Regions from separate parts of the Homo sapiens genome. Here region 2 is linked to region 1. Evidence: read pairs that join two places in POLR2A ChIA-PET (ENCODE). Cell type or tissue: IMR-90. All regions are shown on one strand.

Evidence for each region. Peaks named below come from ENCODE experiments on the same cell type or tissue, not always from the same donor. Only the 100,000 strongest peaks of a DNase experiment are listed, where the experiment ranks them.
Region 2: POLR2A ChIA-PET joins it to region 1 with 21 read pairs; 2 of 35 experiments call an interaction of 5 or more read pairs at or near these places.

What each region holds. Positions count from the first base shown.
Region 1 is chr18:2,898,969-2,906,968 of GRCh38, forward strand. EMILIN2 (elastin microfibril interfacer 2) reads left to right here. Exons shown (of 8, transcript NM_032048.3): 5 at 7,815-8,000. Among named protein-coding and RNA genes, the nearest start is that of EMILIN2, 56 kb to the left of the region's middle. RefSeq lists a silencer at 7,317-8,000. In IMR-90, a CTCF peak has its summit at 7,802; a DNase peak (open chromatin) is centred at 4,213; H3K4me3 peaks cover 162 bases; H3K27me3 peaks cover 2,345 bases.
Region 2 is chr18:3,182,626-3,190,625 of GRCh38, forward strand. It overlaps MYOM1 (myomesin 1), which reads right to left. Exons shown (of 38, transcript NM_003803.4): 4 at 6,123-6,462; 5 at 4,855-5,012. Among named protein-coding and RNA genes, the nearest start is that of MYOM1, 33 kb to the right of the region's middle. In IMR-90, a CTCF peak has its summit at 4,771; no DNase peak of the experiment used is centred here; H3K27me3 peaks cover 180 bases.

The DNA of each region.
Region 1 (8,000 bases):
GGTTCGTGTAAACCGCAGCTGCTCTACTGCATCTTAGCCTTGAACTTAGAGCTGCAGTGTTCGGAGAATGGAGCTTTCCCAGAGCTGCATGCATAAATGCCTCTGGGATCTTTAAAAAAAACAAAAACAAAAAACTCCTCGGCTCACTCAGGAGATCGCTGCTCAGCAGCAGGGATGAGGTGAGGGCCAGGAATTTGTAATTAAATTTATAACTAAAAAAAACCGCTAGCTCTAGTCCTGGAAATTGAAGGCTACCCCAGAGGCAGAGGGATCTACCCACCCCAGGTAAGCTGTGCCCAAAAAGAAAGAGGAGGTGGGGGGGAGGGAGGACACAGAATGAACCACTGACTGACACTGCGCCACCAATAGAAGTCAGCTTTGTGTGAGCCCACTTACGGACTCGATTCTGTTCCAGTTTTTGAGGTCTCTCCTGGTGGCTTACTCATTTAGCTTTATAGTGAGTCTTAAAATCAAGCAGTATAGATCCTCCTATGCGCTTCCATATAAATTTTAGAAACAGCTTGTGAATTTCTTTCTTGCTATTTTATTTTTTTTCAGCGGAGTCTTGCTCTGTCACCCAGGCTGGAGTGCAGTGGCACAATCTCGGCTCACTGCAACCTCTGCCTCCTGGGTTCAAGCAATTCTCCTGCCTCAGCCACCCGAATAGCTGGGATTACAGGCGCCCACCACCACGACCCACTAATTTTGTATTTTTAGTAGAGACAGGGTTTCACCATGTTGGCCAGGCTGGTTTCAAACTCCTGACCTCAGGTGATCCATCCACCTCAGCCTCCCAAAGTGCTGGGATTACAGGCGTGAGCCACCGCGCGCGGCCCAGCTTGTGAATTTCTAAAAAAAATTTAAAAATTCCAAGAGCTGCTGATGCTCAGCTGAGTGAGTGCCTTCTCTGTCGGGGTTCTGTGATAGCAAATTACTTTCCAGCTCAAATGTATTGCCACAGATTTTAGCACACATGACTAAAGCTGTATTTATATTTCAACATCCACGAGTTTGTACTTTGCAGAAATTTAGACGCATTTTCTATATTTAGCCCTATCCCACGAGTTTCACCATTCTTATGTCTGGATTCTTATTATTTTGGTGTCAATATGGTCCCTTCTGCCTTAACAACCAACACAGTGCTCCCTCTTATAAGCTTGAGGGTTTTTTTTTTCATTCAAACCAAATTCAAAAACAGCATTCATTCATTCATTTATTTATTTACTCATTTATTTTTGAGACAGGGTCTTGCTCTGTTGCCCAGGCTGGAGTACAGTGGTGTGATTATATCTCACTACAGCCTTGAACTCCTGGGCTCATGCTATCCTCCTGCGTCAGCCTCCTGAATAGCCAGAACTACAAGCACACATTACCATGCCCAGCTACTTTTTAAAATTTTTTGTCGAGACAGAGTCTGGCTATGTTGAAAGGCTGGTCTTGAACTCTTGGCCTCAAGCAATCCTCCCACTGCAGCCTCCTAATGTACTGGGATTGCAGGCATGAGCCACAGTGCCCAGCTCAAAAGCAGTGTTGAGATGGACATCGACTTGGAGTAGAACTATTCCAGGGAATGCATGTTTGCCTTCTCAGCCCCAGGGATACTTTTACATGCCTACTTGTGAGCCACCTTGGTGGCCTGCCCTCCTGTCCCGCAGGGGAGACCAACTGTTTCTTCGAAAAAGCCCCTTTATCTAAGCTCACCCCGGGCCCATTTAGCACCACAAGCGACAGTTTCTCTGAATTTTCTGATGAGTCCAGCATTTCTCATGCTTCAGTCCGTGATGGTATGGGGTTATTTCCCAGGAACTAGAGCTTTGCCACTCAGCAGAGCAGTCAACTGTGAAAGCATCTTCCATCCATCCGCCTAGCATTCTGTATGTCAGCACTTTGATGCTTTTTTTAAAAAAAAGTCTGAAGTCTTGATCAGCATCTTTAAAATACTTCTCCAGTTTCAGCATTTGGTCAGCAGGTATACCTTCTGGATGGCAGGGAGATCAGATTTCACCTTCACTGGACTTCTGATGAATTACACTTAACATTTGCACAGTGTTTTACAAATAGCGGGGCATTAAAAGGGCACACCCACATCCATTGCTTGGTCTGATTGGCATCAATTTCTGCCTGGATGACAGGAGGGCACTGCAGGTTGAGCCCGTTGCATGGACAAGGTTTCAGTGGCTTTCCCACAGCCGAGTCTCAACCACAGGCTCTAACAGCTAAGGCCAGGCTTTCTCCAACAGCCTCTTCTCTGTGACAAGACACCCCTTAGTTGCCAAGAACAGGGCCAACCCTTTCCCCAGGTCTCCTCCTGCAGCCCAGCTGCTCAGGGCTCTTGCAGAAAGCAGGGCTTCCTGGAGACAGCAGGCAACCCCTGACTCCTGTAATGAGCGAGGGTGTTAGTTCAGGGGGAAGACACTCGTTTTTAGCACATCAGCCCCATGAATTATTGGGGATTTTCTTAGGAAAGTCTTTGTTTTAATAAAAGTTGAAATTGATGTTTGGTTTTGAAATTGACTTTTAATAGGAGCTTTCGAGGAGAGGGAATGGCCTTTAATCCCTACACGTCAGGTTCACCCATGGTGAGGCTGTGACCCTACCCGACCCGTGCGGAGTGTCAGGCAGGCCTGGTGCAGTGTGGCTGGTCTGTCCCTATCATTCCTCAGGAGTTAAAACACATGAGGAGCAACCTTGGCTCTTATGAAGAATTCATTTCAAATGGTCTGTTCTTGAATTAGAAACACATGTTCAGTTCAGAAAGCAGTCGGCTGCTGGAGAGGTCTCTTTCCAGAATGAGCAGAGTGCTATCCAGCCTTTGTTAGGACTTGGTCATAAATGTGTGCGTTCGGCACCCCACGTGATGCTGTGGACTAAGCCAGAGCTAGGAGAGGCCAGGGCTGGGGGCACCCATCCCAGTGAGACGTCGCTTTTTCATGACTGTCTCTGCTATGATGTGGCGGGCTGCTTTGGAGCCTTCAGCCATCCACGGCACTCATGCACGGACTCCCCAAGGAGATCCACTGAGGATATCTGGCTCAAGGAATATCTTAGTTCATTCTTTTTCCTCTGCCTTCCACTAGTGTAACAAGTCTGGGTGTTGAGGGTGTAATGGATATATTAAAATGGATTATAGTAAAAGACAGAATGATCACTGTCCTATAGGTATCAGAACTGCCTTGTTAGGACCCCAGAATGGCAATTATTTTTGGCAAAATTAGGGTTCCCAACTTAATGGCTGGCAGGAATTAGGGTGCATGGCCCATAGCGCCTGTCATAGATAGGTTGAGCCTTCTTTTATTCACCCAATACTTAAATTGTTCAATGTCAGTTACCAGGCCTTGTGCTAGGCCCTGGGGATGGCAGAGAATTAAGATGCTCAAGTACTCATCAGTCAGCCAGAGAGGAAAGGTCTGAACCACAGAAAGAGCCCCCAGAGGTTCATGTTGTTTCCTGGTGCAGAGGCAGGACTGTTCAAGCCTGCTGGGCCAATCCAAGAAGGCTTCATGGAAGAGGTGGTTTTGAACTGCGACTTCAGGAGTGGGTGCCGTTTGTCTCAGTGAGGGTGCTGGAAGAGGCCATTTCAGGGGTGCACATGGTAAAGGCACGAAGCCAGGGAAGTCACATGAGAGCTGGGTACCAGTGAGCATACTGATGGCAGCCAAAGGAGGCGGGGGACTCAGAACGTCAGGCCGGAGAGAGTCAGTTTGATTTTTACGAGAAGTGGAGAACAATGGAAGATTTTTGAGCAAAAAATAATATGATTAGAATGCTTTCTAAGAGCATTCTGGAAAAGGTGTGAATGAAGGATCCAAGCAATATTTCCAAATTAGAATCAGCTGGGCTTAGCAACAAATTTGTGTGTGAAGGAGCAGGAGGGGGAGACCAAAGGAGAAGGAAGAGTGAAACAGGACTCTGTGCCTGGATGAGGGAGAACAAGGGCGGATTTCAGAGGAAAAGGGTGATTTGACGGGTTGGTGAGGACAGGGGAGAAAATAAGGGCCAGTTTGGGTGGCCTGTGCTTTGCCATTTTAAGATGCTTTGCTGACTAACTTATCGAGGGTTGAAGGACAGAGGAAAATTCTGTTTTCCCCTGAGTTTTAGATAGAGAGACATACGCTTGGGCTAAAAGGAAGAAACTAGTGGGGAGGAAGGAAAGAGAGGTTGAGAAGAGAGAGGAGTGATGTCAGATGGAGCTGATCCAAGAAGAGGAGGGAGGGTGGGGCTGGGGCTCAGGCAGAGGCGTGTGCCCTGGGAGGCAGGCCAGCTTCTGAGCCAGGGAGACGGTGTCCAGAGAGGAGGAAAGAAAAGAAAGATGAGGAGTCAACTCAAGTGTGCTTGGATTAGAGGGGAAAGGGCAGAAACAGGCCGTCAGTGTCTTCTACAATTATATTTTATAAAAATAAGTAAAATAACACTAAGAAGCTCATAATGAAAACCAGCTCCCCTGTTCCCTTCCCCATCCTTCTTCCCACGCCCCAGAGGCAGCCACATGTAAATCTTCCAGCTGTTTCTTTTCTTTGGTACTTACCTCCGTATTTCTAAATTGATTTATCAGCTTTAGACATTGTATATTGACCCCCCCTTCCTCCCAATTCCCAACAGAGTTATCCTACAGTCAATATGCAACATCTATGCTATGCTGAGCTCAATAGCTCTCTAAGGTTGTGTTGCTTTCCTTTTTACTTTTCTCTTAATTGGTAGTAGTGTTGCTTATATCCTATGTATCTATTTTGGAGTCTTCCTACCCTTCAACAGCCTCTTAATACAATTTTCTACATCATAAAAAGTATCAGATCATTTGTCAGTTCCATTTTTTTTAAAAATTGACCTCCCTCCTGGAATTCTTGCTCTTTCTGATCTAACCTGGACTGGTTATTTTCTAGACTTTTGCAATAAGGCTTTCAATCTGAGCCTGCCTTCACTACTATCCTAGAAAAGTCTTTAGCCTCTCTCCCCTTTCTTTTACTCTCTGTTGCTTTTTCATGGTTTACTCCCTTGTTTCAGTAGTGCACATTTCCCAATACCTTTTTAAGAAAGGGTGCGTGAGAGATGGCATTTTATAATTTTTTAAATATTGCCTGTCTAAAAATATCTTTATTCTACTCTTGTAATTGATGGGTATTTTTGCTGGGTACAGATTTCAAGGTTGACAATTACATTCTAGCATTGTTTGATGACATTGTTCCCTTCTCTTCTAGTTTCCAATACTGTTGAGAAGCCTGGTGATGCCTTCCTGATTTGCAGTCACTTTTTATATTTTTTCCCTTGAAAGTTTGTAATATCTCCTTTTTATCTTCAGTGTTCTGAATGTGGCTTGGTTTATTCCTCTTATTCAGTAATTGTGCTGGCATCTTTCATTTTCTTCAGTTCTGGGAAGTTGTGTGTTTATTTGATAATTCTCTCCTTACCATCCCATTACCCCTACATACCAGTTTTTCTGATTTCTTTTTTTCTGGAAGGACTTCCTAGGTTGACCCTTTAATTTTCTTATGATTTCCTTCCTATTGATCATCATTTCGTCATCATGTTCTACCTTCTGAAAGATTTCCTTGATTTTTATCTACCAACCCTTTCATGGAAATCTCTGGTTTTGGCAAGTGCCTTTTTAATCAGCAAAGGCTCACCCTTATTCTCTGACTATCCCTTTTGTATAGCAATCAATTCTTGCATCTTGGATGCAGTATCTTCTACTTCTCTGAGGGTAGGATGTGTTTATTTTCTTGCACTGTGTCTGTCTCTTTAGAGTTCCTTTTCTTTAGTTGGTGTGGCTTGCTTTGGTCCCTGTCGTTCACACAGGCGGCTTTCCTCATATGTCAGGTGATTTTGACTTTGGTTCACATTTAATGGGGAGACACTAGATAGAGTTTCACGACTGTGGGCATCATAGGGTCAATTTGAAGAATCCTCCTATATCCAGCTAGAGGTATAAGCAAGTGGCTGGGAGCTTAGCAGAGGATGGGGACTGTGAGCCTCCTTATTCAGGGAGCAGACTTTCGCTTAGTGTTTTTAGACTGGTATCTTACTCCTATCTTCCACTGTAGCTGGTATCTGCATGTTTTTCAATCCCTCTGCCTCAGTTTCTCTGTCTAACCCAGCCTTTCTCAACCAGGGTTCTAAAGAGATGTAAATCCTGATGCCATTCTATTGTATGGCGTGAACTAACTTCTCTGTATCTAGAATGGAATTAGCTCTGTATCATCCTCAGGGAAAACTGAGAGAGTAATCACTCAAATTGTTTTCTCTTGGGCTTCTCTCATGGAACATTGGTCAGGAAAGGCTGTTGGAGAAACTGCCTCTCTCAGGGTGTTCTGGCAACCTGCCTCTGTGGGTGGGGCGGGGGGGGGGCATGTATTTGATCTGCCATATTTATCTTAGTTTTATTTTTTTAATTTTTAGTTGTTATGTGTACAGAGTAGATATATATATATATGGGGTACATGAGGTATTTTGATACAGGCATGCAGTGTATAATAATCGGGGTAATAGGGTATCTATTACCCAAAGCATGTGCCATTTCTTTACAGACATTCCAATTCTACTCTTTTATTTAAAAATGTGCAAAAGATAATTGCTGACTGCAGTCACCCTGTTGTGCTATCAGATACTAGATCTTATTAACTCTGTCTAACTATATTTTTGAACCCATCAACCACCTCCACTGCCCTTCTCCCCAGCTTAGTGAGGCTGGAGTGCAGCGGGCGATCTCGGCTCCCTGCAACCTCCACCTCCTGGGTTCAAGTGATTCTCCTGCCTCAGCCTCCCGAGTAGCTGGGATTACAGGTGCGCTCCACTACCCCGGGCTAATTTTTGTTTTTTTGTTTTTTTTTTTTGGATATTTGGAAGAGATGAGGTTTCGCCATCTTGGTCAGGCTGGTCTCGAATTTGGGGGCTCAAGTGATCCGGCCGCGTCGGCCTCCCAAAGTGCTGGGATTACGGGCGTGAGCCACCGCGCCCGGCCCGCTTAGGGAGTTTTAAAACAAAACTAGACGGCAGGTCGGGAGGCAGCCGCCGATTTTTGTCGGGTCCTAAACAAAAATCAAATGTGTTGCGCTTTGGAACTCTGGGCATCGTGGGCACCAGGCTGACGGGGGCGGCGGGGATGGCGTTTCTTGGCGAGCGGGTCCCTCAGCCAGGCCCGGGTATTGTCAGGCGTCCCGTGGACGGTCGGGAGGGGCTTCCTGGAGGGCTCGTTCCGGGAACGAGTTCAAAGGAGGAAAGGGCGGCAGCTTCCGGCGCCTTCCCCAGAGGGCCGGGAGACGCACGCCAGGAGCTTCCTCCGTTGGAAGTCCCTTCCGCTGGCGACGTGGGCGCTGTGGCCGCGGCCCTCGTGGAGCCTGAGCCCTCCTCACGGCCTCCGCGCAGCCCTGGGGCCCCCCGGCAGGGTCCCTCGGCAGCCCGCGGGAGAGGCCGTGGGGCCCCGGCAGGAGTGTGGTTCAGAGACGGTGCGGGGGTCGGTGGCCTCAGGTCCCTTTCAGTCACTTGCGACGCACCCGCGGTTTCCGCGTGCTGTGAAATCGGGAATTGTTGATGCCGGAGCCAAGAGTGAGGCCGGTTTGGAAAGTGCAGCCGTCTGCGCCGGAGAGGCTGGAAACGCCCCGGCCCCGGGCAGGGGTCCCCGGCGGCGTCCGGGTGGCCCGCGGCGTCCTCGGAAGATGCGGGCGGACGCCCGTGTGTCCCGCTGGCCTGACGTCGCAGGGGTGGCCGCAGAGTCCTCACGGGGACCCCGCTCGCCGGGACTCATGGAGGGGACCCTGACGGGGCAGTCAGGGCTGAGGTTTCCTAATCCCGTGTGTTTCTTTCTCCCCGACGCCCGGCAGAGGCGCCCTCGCCCCCGCCGCCCGCAGAGGCCCCGAAGGAGCCGCTGCAGCCCGAGCCCGCCCCGCCGAGGCCCAGCGGCCCCGCAACCGCAGAGGACCCTGGGCGACGGCCCGTCCTGCCCCAGCGGCCCCCCGAGGAGAGGCCGCCCCAGCCGCCAGGCTCCACCGGGGTCATCGCGGAGACGG
Region 2 (8,000 bases), 280 kb after region 1:
GCTCCCCCTCAGGGTCAATAGCTTTTCTTGGGTTCTTCCATATCCTTCCAGAATTTCATTATGCAAATAAAACAAAAACAAACATAAATGCTTTTTTCTTCCCCCTTTAAACAGAAAGACTCTTATTATACAAGTTATTACATAAATGTACCCTATTAAATTTTAAAACTTTAATTTTTTTCACTACATATGTATTTTCCCTTCTATGTCGACAGAGTCCTCCTGCAGGATGGCCAGCTTCACGGTAGGGGTGCAGCAGCATCCTCTGCAACTAACTTTTCTTTCTTCTTTTTTTTTTTTTTTTTTTTTTTTTTTTTGAGACAGAGTTTCGCTCTTGTTGCCCAGGCTGCCTGGAGTGCAGTGGCGTGATCTCAGCTCACCGCAACCTCCGCCTTCCGCGTTCCATCGATTCTCCTGCCTCAGCCTCCCCAGTAGCTGGGATTACAGGCATGCTCCACCACACCCGGCTAATTTTGTATTTTTAGTAGAGACAGGGTCTCTCCATGTTGGTTAGGCTGGTCTCGGACTCCCGACCTCAGGTCATCCGCCCGACTCGGCCTCCCAAAGTGCTGGGATTACAGGCGTGGGCCACCACGCCCGGCCTGTAACTAACTTTTCTACCGAGGCCAGTGCTTAGACAGGCTCCCTGCTGCTGTCAGAGCGAGTTGGGAATAGGACGGTACTGCATCCTGTCTCTGCACCTGACTTTAATGAGGGATGTGTGTGCCCTTATTCAGTGCTCTCTGGTAACCTCTAGGTTCCACATGAATAGATTTGGTTAGTAATGTGGGATTGGTTGGAGAGCGGCTGCTGAGTGCTTGTATCATTTGTTAGGCCTCAGGAACTCCCATGAGTGAAGGTGTCCAGTGGAAACTGGTTGGTTGGTGTCCAGCCAAACCCTCTTTGGAAAGGGCTCTGCCGGAGACAGGCCCGCCACACGTGCCTTTGAAAGATGTGGCTAAGGACATAACTGCTATGAGTGGAGGCAGTGTGATTATATGAAGCATCATCACAAATTTACTCCTTTAATAAACCTGCTGATATTCAGGAAGGGCATTCTCAATATTCCCTTTGTACTTCTCCTCAGTGTCAGGCCCAGGAAGCTGCAATTGGATACCAAAAAGGTATAAATGCCAGCAATGTTATCACCAACAATCTTGGTTGTTGCTTGGGCTGCGGGTTCCCAGGTCTTCAAGGGAAAGGCTGCTTATTGAAGATTTCATGCTCTGTACCAGTGGTGCAAAGTCAATTAGCACTCCAGTGAATCATTTTTCGTTCTCTCTCTTTTTTTTTTTTTTGAGACAGGGTCACACTCTATTGCTCAGGCTGGAGTGCAGTAGTGCCATCTCAGCTCACTGCAACCTCTGCTTCCTGGATTCAAGTGATTCTTGTGCCTCAGCCTCCCGAGTAGCTGGGATTACAGGTATGCACCAACACACCTGGCTAATTTTTGTATTTTTAGTAGAGACACGTTTTCTCCATGTTGGCCAGGCTGGTCTCAAACTCCTGGCCTCAAGTGATCTGCCCACCTCGGCCTCCCAAAGTGCTGGGATTACAGGTGTGAGCCAGCTGGCCCAGCCCAGTTAATGACTTTTTAAAAACATGCCCAGGAATATATACTAATCCTATCCAGAAGTCAACTCCCAGAGGTGGATTTAACTTGAAGCAAATGAAGCTTAAATTTCAGGGTCTCTCACTACCCAAATCCCTGCAAGACCTTATGTCCTAACTTATACTGCTAATTTATTTATTTAGTTTGTAAAGAGTGCCCTCCAAGTTGTATCAGCTTCATGCCAACAAAACCTGACCCTGACCCTGTTTACTGCCATTTCCAGTCATCAGTTATCTGCTAACTGATTGTCCAAGTTTCAGCTTTACCCAGGGCAACTCTTGCTCTCAGAAGTATAGTTAACTATTTTCCTAGTTGTCTCCCAGTTCTTTTTTTGTTTGTTTGTTTTTTTGTTTTTTTAGCTCAGTTACCCAGGCTGGGATGCAGTGGCGAGATCAGAGCTCACTGAAGCCTTGTTGTTCGTTTGTTTTAATATTTATTTTCCACTTAGCTTGCAAGGCAAGGAGACTGTGAAATGCTCTGGTCTGTCCCTCGTGGGAGAATGTACGATAAAGAATGAAGTCACTAGGACTGATGCTTTGCACGGGGCTCAAGGGAGTTGTTCTCTCCAAGAGCACTAACGGAGGTGCAGGGACCAGAGGAGGCTCATCCAGTACTTCTGGAGAGGAAGCTTGTCTCTGTGTCTTCCCTTTTGTTTGAAATGAGCCCCTAGGACATAAACTTCACATGTAAAGGATGCAGATATTTCAAAGCCACCTGTAAAGGGTTTGGGGATCAACTCTACTGCTTCTTAGCTCTGTTAGTGAGGATCACTGGAAATGGACAGTATTTCTATTTTTGAATTTAACTGGAATTTGAAGGGTTGACAGTTTGGTCATCTCCTATTTTTCCGGAGAGTTTCCATTCTTTTTGTTTTTGTTTTTAATTACTTTTTTTCCAGATCAACAGAGCACAATGTAAGGAGTCTAATCTCTGAAGTTCAGCTCTGCTTTCGTGAAATCACATCACTTTTGCTTAATAACACCATCAGCGGTATGTGGCCGGGTTTTTATTCCAGTTGCTGTGTACTTAACAGAATAAATAAATGCTTAGGAATTGAATGTTTATCTCCCAGAAGCTACTTTGTATCCTTTTGATAATCATCTTAAATTCTAATTTTTTTAAAGTGGGAAAACACAGATAGGAAACTGTGTAATAAACACATTTATTCAACAAAGGCCTCTAATTATTCATTTATTATTGATACATTTTAATTCATGAAAGAAGAAATATTTTTACTAATATTTCTTGCAGCCAAAAATTTGTTATTGTTTGTGCATTTCTATAGGAAAGTTTGGAATTTTTTTTTTGAGGTGGGAAGTAATTGGTTTTTTAAGAAGAAATGTCCCTTTAACAGGCCAAATTGTGCAACTCTATAGTCACAGAGAAGGGCAGGCAAAGGCAGAGTGATTGCTAACTTACTTTTCCATTTTAAAGCTTGTAAATTGATTTTTTTAAACTTCATTTTTATAGAAATATGTTTCCACAGTTCTCATCTATAAATTATTTGCCCTGATAATTCATAGCCAGCTTTGATTTTTATTCTTTGGTTTTCAAACTCAGAAGCCCTGAAAAGAGTTTACATACATAGAAAAATTGTAAGTAAATCCAAAATCATCAAAGACAGATTAAGATTACAAGTAAAAACTCACCATGTGCTCCTTAAGAACAACCTTAGAAGCCAGGAGCGCTGGCTCACTCCGGTAGTCCCAGCACTTTGGGAGGCCGAGGTGGGCAAATCACCTGAGGTCAGGAGTTCGAGACCAGCCTGGCCAACACGGCAAAACCCCGTCTCTACTGAAAATACAAAAATCAGCCAGGTGTGGTGGTATGCACCTGTATTCCCAGCTACTTGGGAGGCTGAGGCAGGAGAATTGCTTGAACCCAGGAGGCAGAGGTTGCAGTGAGCTGAGATTACATCACTGCATTCCAGCCTGGGTGACAAGGCGGGACTCTGTCTCAAAAAAGGAAAAAAAAAAAGAATAACCTTAGAGAGTTAATTGGGTTTATCTTGTCAGCTACCTCCACAGTGCTAGGCAGGCATCTGATCAACATTAGAAATAACAGAAAAGAAAGGAGAAGGACGCAGACACTCTGGGTGACAGTGACATTCATGTAGTGTTTATATTGCAACCTAAGGTGCATTTACCACCACTCCTGAAAATAAGAAAAAAGCATGCAAATACCTGCACCAGAGAGTAAAACTGAAATATCTTTTTTAATTGGCTCAATTATTTTCATACTTCTGCCATCTATGGCAGATATTTGTGACATGTGACAGGAAAGTTCTCAGGTTAGGGATCAAAAAGTCATTGACAATTGCAATAGGATATATTATGAAGGAGGAAAAAGAGTGCTTATTCTTTATGGAAAGAAAATATCTCATGCCCCATATTGGGTAATATCTGCCTTCCAATTCTTTCTTTTGTTTGGTGTCAGAAAACAAATTGATGCAACTTGCTTATGCTCTCTGGTAAAAAAAATAAATAAATAAGAAAGGAAGAAAGAAAGAGAGAAAGAAGGAAGGAAGGAAAGGAAGGAAGGAAGGAGAGAGAGAAAGAAAGAAAGAGAAAGAAAGAAAGAAAGAAAGAGAAAGAAAGAAGAGAAAAGAAAGAAAGGGAAAGGAAGGAAGGAAGGGAGAGAGAGAAAGAAAGAAAGAGAAAGAAGGAAGGAAAGAAAGAGGAAGATAAAGAAAAAGAAAGAAAAAAGGAAAAGAGAGAAAGAAAGAAAAAGAAAAGAAAGAAGAAAGAAAAAAAGAAAGAAAGAAAGGAAGAAAGGCACATTGAGGCCTCAGCTCACATGAGGGGTAGAGATGGGAGTTTTAGTTAAAGGGAGTTTTGTAAAAGGCAGCATTGCTTCTGATCACAAAATCCTGCCATGTTGTGTAAAGTTCATTGCTGGAAGCTGATTTTTACCTAACTTTTATCATCCGTAAGAGTTATAGACATATATTTGGTATGTTGGTACATATGTTGACTAAAATGCAATACTTCATATAAAATAAAGATCCATTTGTATAATAGGATTATAGAGTATTATCATGTAGCGTATATATGCAAGACTGTTTTTTCTTCCCATGCATACAAATTCATCTCAATGCCTACCCTTCTTCACTCTTTTAAAAACCTATACAATCTTGTAGATGTCTTCATTGACTCTTGCATATGGTTGTTCTGTGTGTTTCCACTAGAGGCGAACTTAACTTGGTGTAATGAATTCTGTTAGCTTTCATAAAGATAACATACCACGTGACACGAGGTTCTGGCCAGCCTGCTATGGAGCAATGCAATTTTACATTCTCCTTCTCCCAAACCGTGTGGGAGCGAGGTTTAATGATAAACTCAGGAGCATGGAGAAGATGGTCTTCATTCAGCTTGGCATGATATGTCTCGGTTTCTTCTAACTGAAAAAACAAATATGCAAACAAACATATTACCAAAATACCAATAAATCAAAGTGAATTTTGGTGCTAAAATAACAAGTAGAAGGCAAAAGTTTTATTTTTCCATTTGGAAGCTTAATTTTTTGTAGAGAAAATGCACTCCCTTCTCCCTTTTAAGAACAGAGGTAGTTATTTGACATTTAACATTCTAAGCTTAAGCAACATCTTTGATTTCTTTTTCTTTTTTTTTTTTTTTTTTTTGGCCCGGACTGGAGTGCACTGGTGCAACCTGCATCACTGCAGCCTCTGCCTCCCAGGTTCATGCGATTCTTGTGCCTCAGCCTCCCGAGTAGCTGGGATTACAGGCATGCACCACCATGCCTGGCTAATTTTTGTATTTTTAGTAGAGATTTTAGGGGTTTCACCATGTTGGCTAGGCTGGTCTCGAACTCCTGTCCTCAAGTAATTCTCCTGCCTTGGCCTCCCAAAACTGGGATTACAGGTGTGAGCCGCCACACCTGATCATATTTTACTTCTCCAAGGTGGATTTCTTAAGGCTCTCTAAAATCTTTAATTTTCTTAAAACCTAAAATTCCATGGAGTTTAAAACTATTGTTTGCTTTCTTTGACCTACATATTAATATTTTAATGTCTTTCTCCTTGTTTTCTTACGTTTTGTTTCTCCAAAAGACCACATATTCTTCATTTGAAACAAATCAGCTGGGTGCAGTGGCTCACACCTATAATCCCAACATTTGGGGAGGCCGAGGTGGGTGGATCACTTGAGGTCACGAGTTCAAGACCAGCCTTGCCAACATGGCGAAACCCCACCTCTACCAGAAAAAAAAAAACAACAACGAAAATTAGCTGGGTGTGGTGGCACGTGCCTGTAATCCCAGCTACTTGGGAGGCTGAGGCAGAAGAATCGCTTGAATCCGGGAGGCGGAGGCTGCAGTGAGCTGAGACTGCGCCACTGCACTCCAACCTGGGGGACAGAGTGAGACTCCATCTCAAAAGGAAAAAAAAAAAGAAACAAATCAATCTATATCTACACACACACACACACACACACACACCCCTTATGACATGCATTTCCACCTTTGTAAGTTACTTTAAACTGTCTTTTCTTACTGTTTTCCTCAGGGACAGGCGTTCTGCCTTTTCTCGAATCACAACTTTCCTTGACTTCTTTTCAGAAGTTTCTTCCTGTTGAAGAGCGGATGTGGCCTGTTTGGAAACCACAGACTGCCTGGATGCCGTGGACTGCCTGGATGCCGTGGACTGCTTGGATGCTGTGGACTGCTTGGATGCCGTGGACTGCTTAGATGCCGTGGTCTGCTTGGATGCCGTGGACTGTTTAGATGTTGTGATTCCTTCCTCACTAGCAAGAAGATTCCTCTGGGCTATATAAGCAGCAGCTTCTTTAATTCTTTCTTCTTCCGTATCAGTAATTCCACTGACATGCTTTTGACTAAAACACAACAATGGCAAAATGTAGATGTTGTGGATGGCAGTGATAAGATTGAGTAATTTTACTAAGTTCAAAGTACCACATCTCAGACACTGTATCCTGCACCAAAAGAAAATCCGACATAGAAAAAGCAGGTGAATCAGAAGCTGACACTTCATGTACAGAAGTATTCCTCACCTTAACAAATAACAACAATAATAACACCTATGATGGCCCTGGTGCTTTTCACATACACTATCTTGTTTCATCCCCTTACAAACCCTATGAGATAAACTTTTTTTTTTTTTTTGATATGGAGTCTCGCTCTTGTTGCCCAGGCTGGAGTGCAGTGGTGCGATCTCAGCTCACTGCAACCTTGGCCTCCTTGTTCAAGCAATTCTCCTGCCTCAGCCTCTCAAGGAGCTGGGATTACAGGCTCCTGCTACCATGCCTGGCTAATATTTTGTAATTTTAGTAGAGACAGGGTTTCACCATGTTGGCCAGGCTGGTCTCGAATTCCTGACCTGAGGTGATCCACCAGCCTTGGCCTCCCAAAGTGCTGGGATTACAGGCATGATCCACCGTGCCTGGCCAAGATAAATTATTATTTCTGTTTTAAATATATGGTAACGAAGTTCAGATAAGTTAGATAACTTGGCCAAGGTCGTCTCACTGGTTGTCTTAGTGTGTTTAAACATGATTTTGTTTAAAATAAAAGATTATGGTTCCTTTCCAGAAAAGCTATATTGTCAAATGAGATCTAGTTTGTGTGCCTGTGACCCTGATACATGAGTAGGAGCTTGATCTGGGTTCTGTCACTTTGCTGATGTAATGCATTGCCTGGAGTTGTTACAGGTATGAATAAGTTCTGAATTTACATGAGGTTCCTTATGCCTACTGGGTTTCTTTCTAAGATAATACATGTTGTGTGTGCATATACTATGTGTGTACCTATACTATATACTAAGAAATTATCAAACTTGTGATGGAAGTGGTGACGTTTATAAATGTGACTCGTTATTATTCATAATTGACAATAGTAAGGGAGTGGCAACATCCCAAGTGCAATGCCTACTGTGGCAGTTTATGATAGAATCTGTGCTGTGATTTATTCATGTCGTTTAAAAATATTTGAATTATTTTAACATATTTCAATGCCTTTTGTTGTTAACCCCCTCAAATGTTTCGTGAGAGAGTGTATTGATTACATCGAAGATTCTCTTGACATTGAGTCTCCTTAGACCTCTTAAGACAGAATCGTGCATTCTAAGAATGATTACTTCAGAATGTAAGCAAATGCTGCCATTGTGTTAGCAAGTTCCTAGCATCTAAATCTATGCTGCTTGCTGAGGAATGAGATTCCACATTTGCCAAGATTGGGGTTTCTCATGGACTATTCCTAAAACATCTGGCAGACGAGATGAGTCCACGTTGTTTCTGACTAAATGTAGTGAGTAAATTTTAAGTTTTTTTCTCTCTCCGTAAATATTAATAAGCTAATCCCTACTATGGATGTTAGTAATATGTCCATTATTATTTGGGGGGCAGGAAGAAGATGA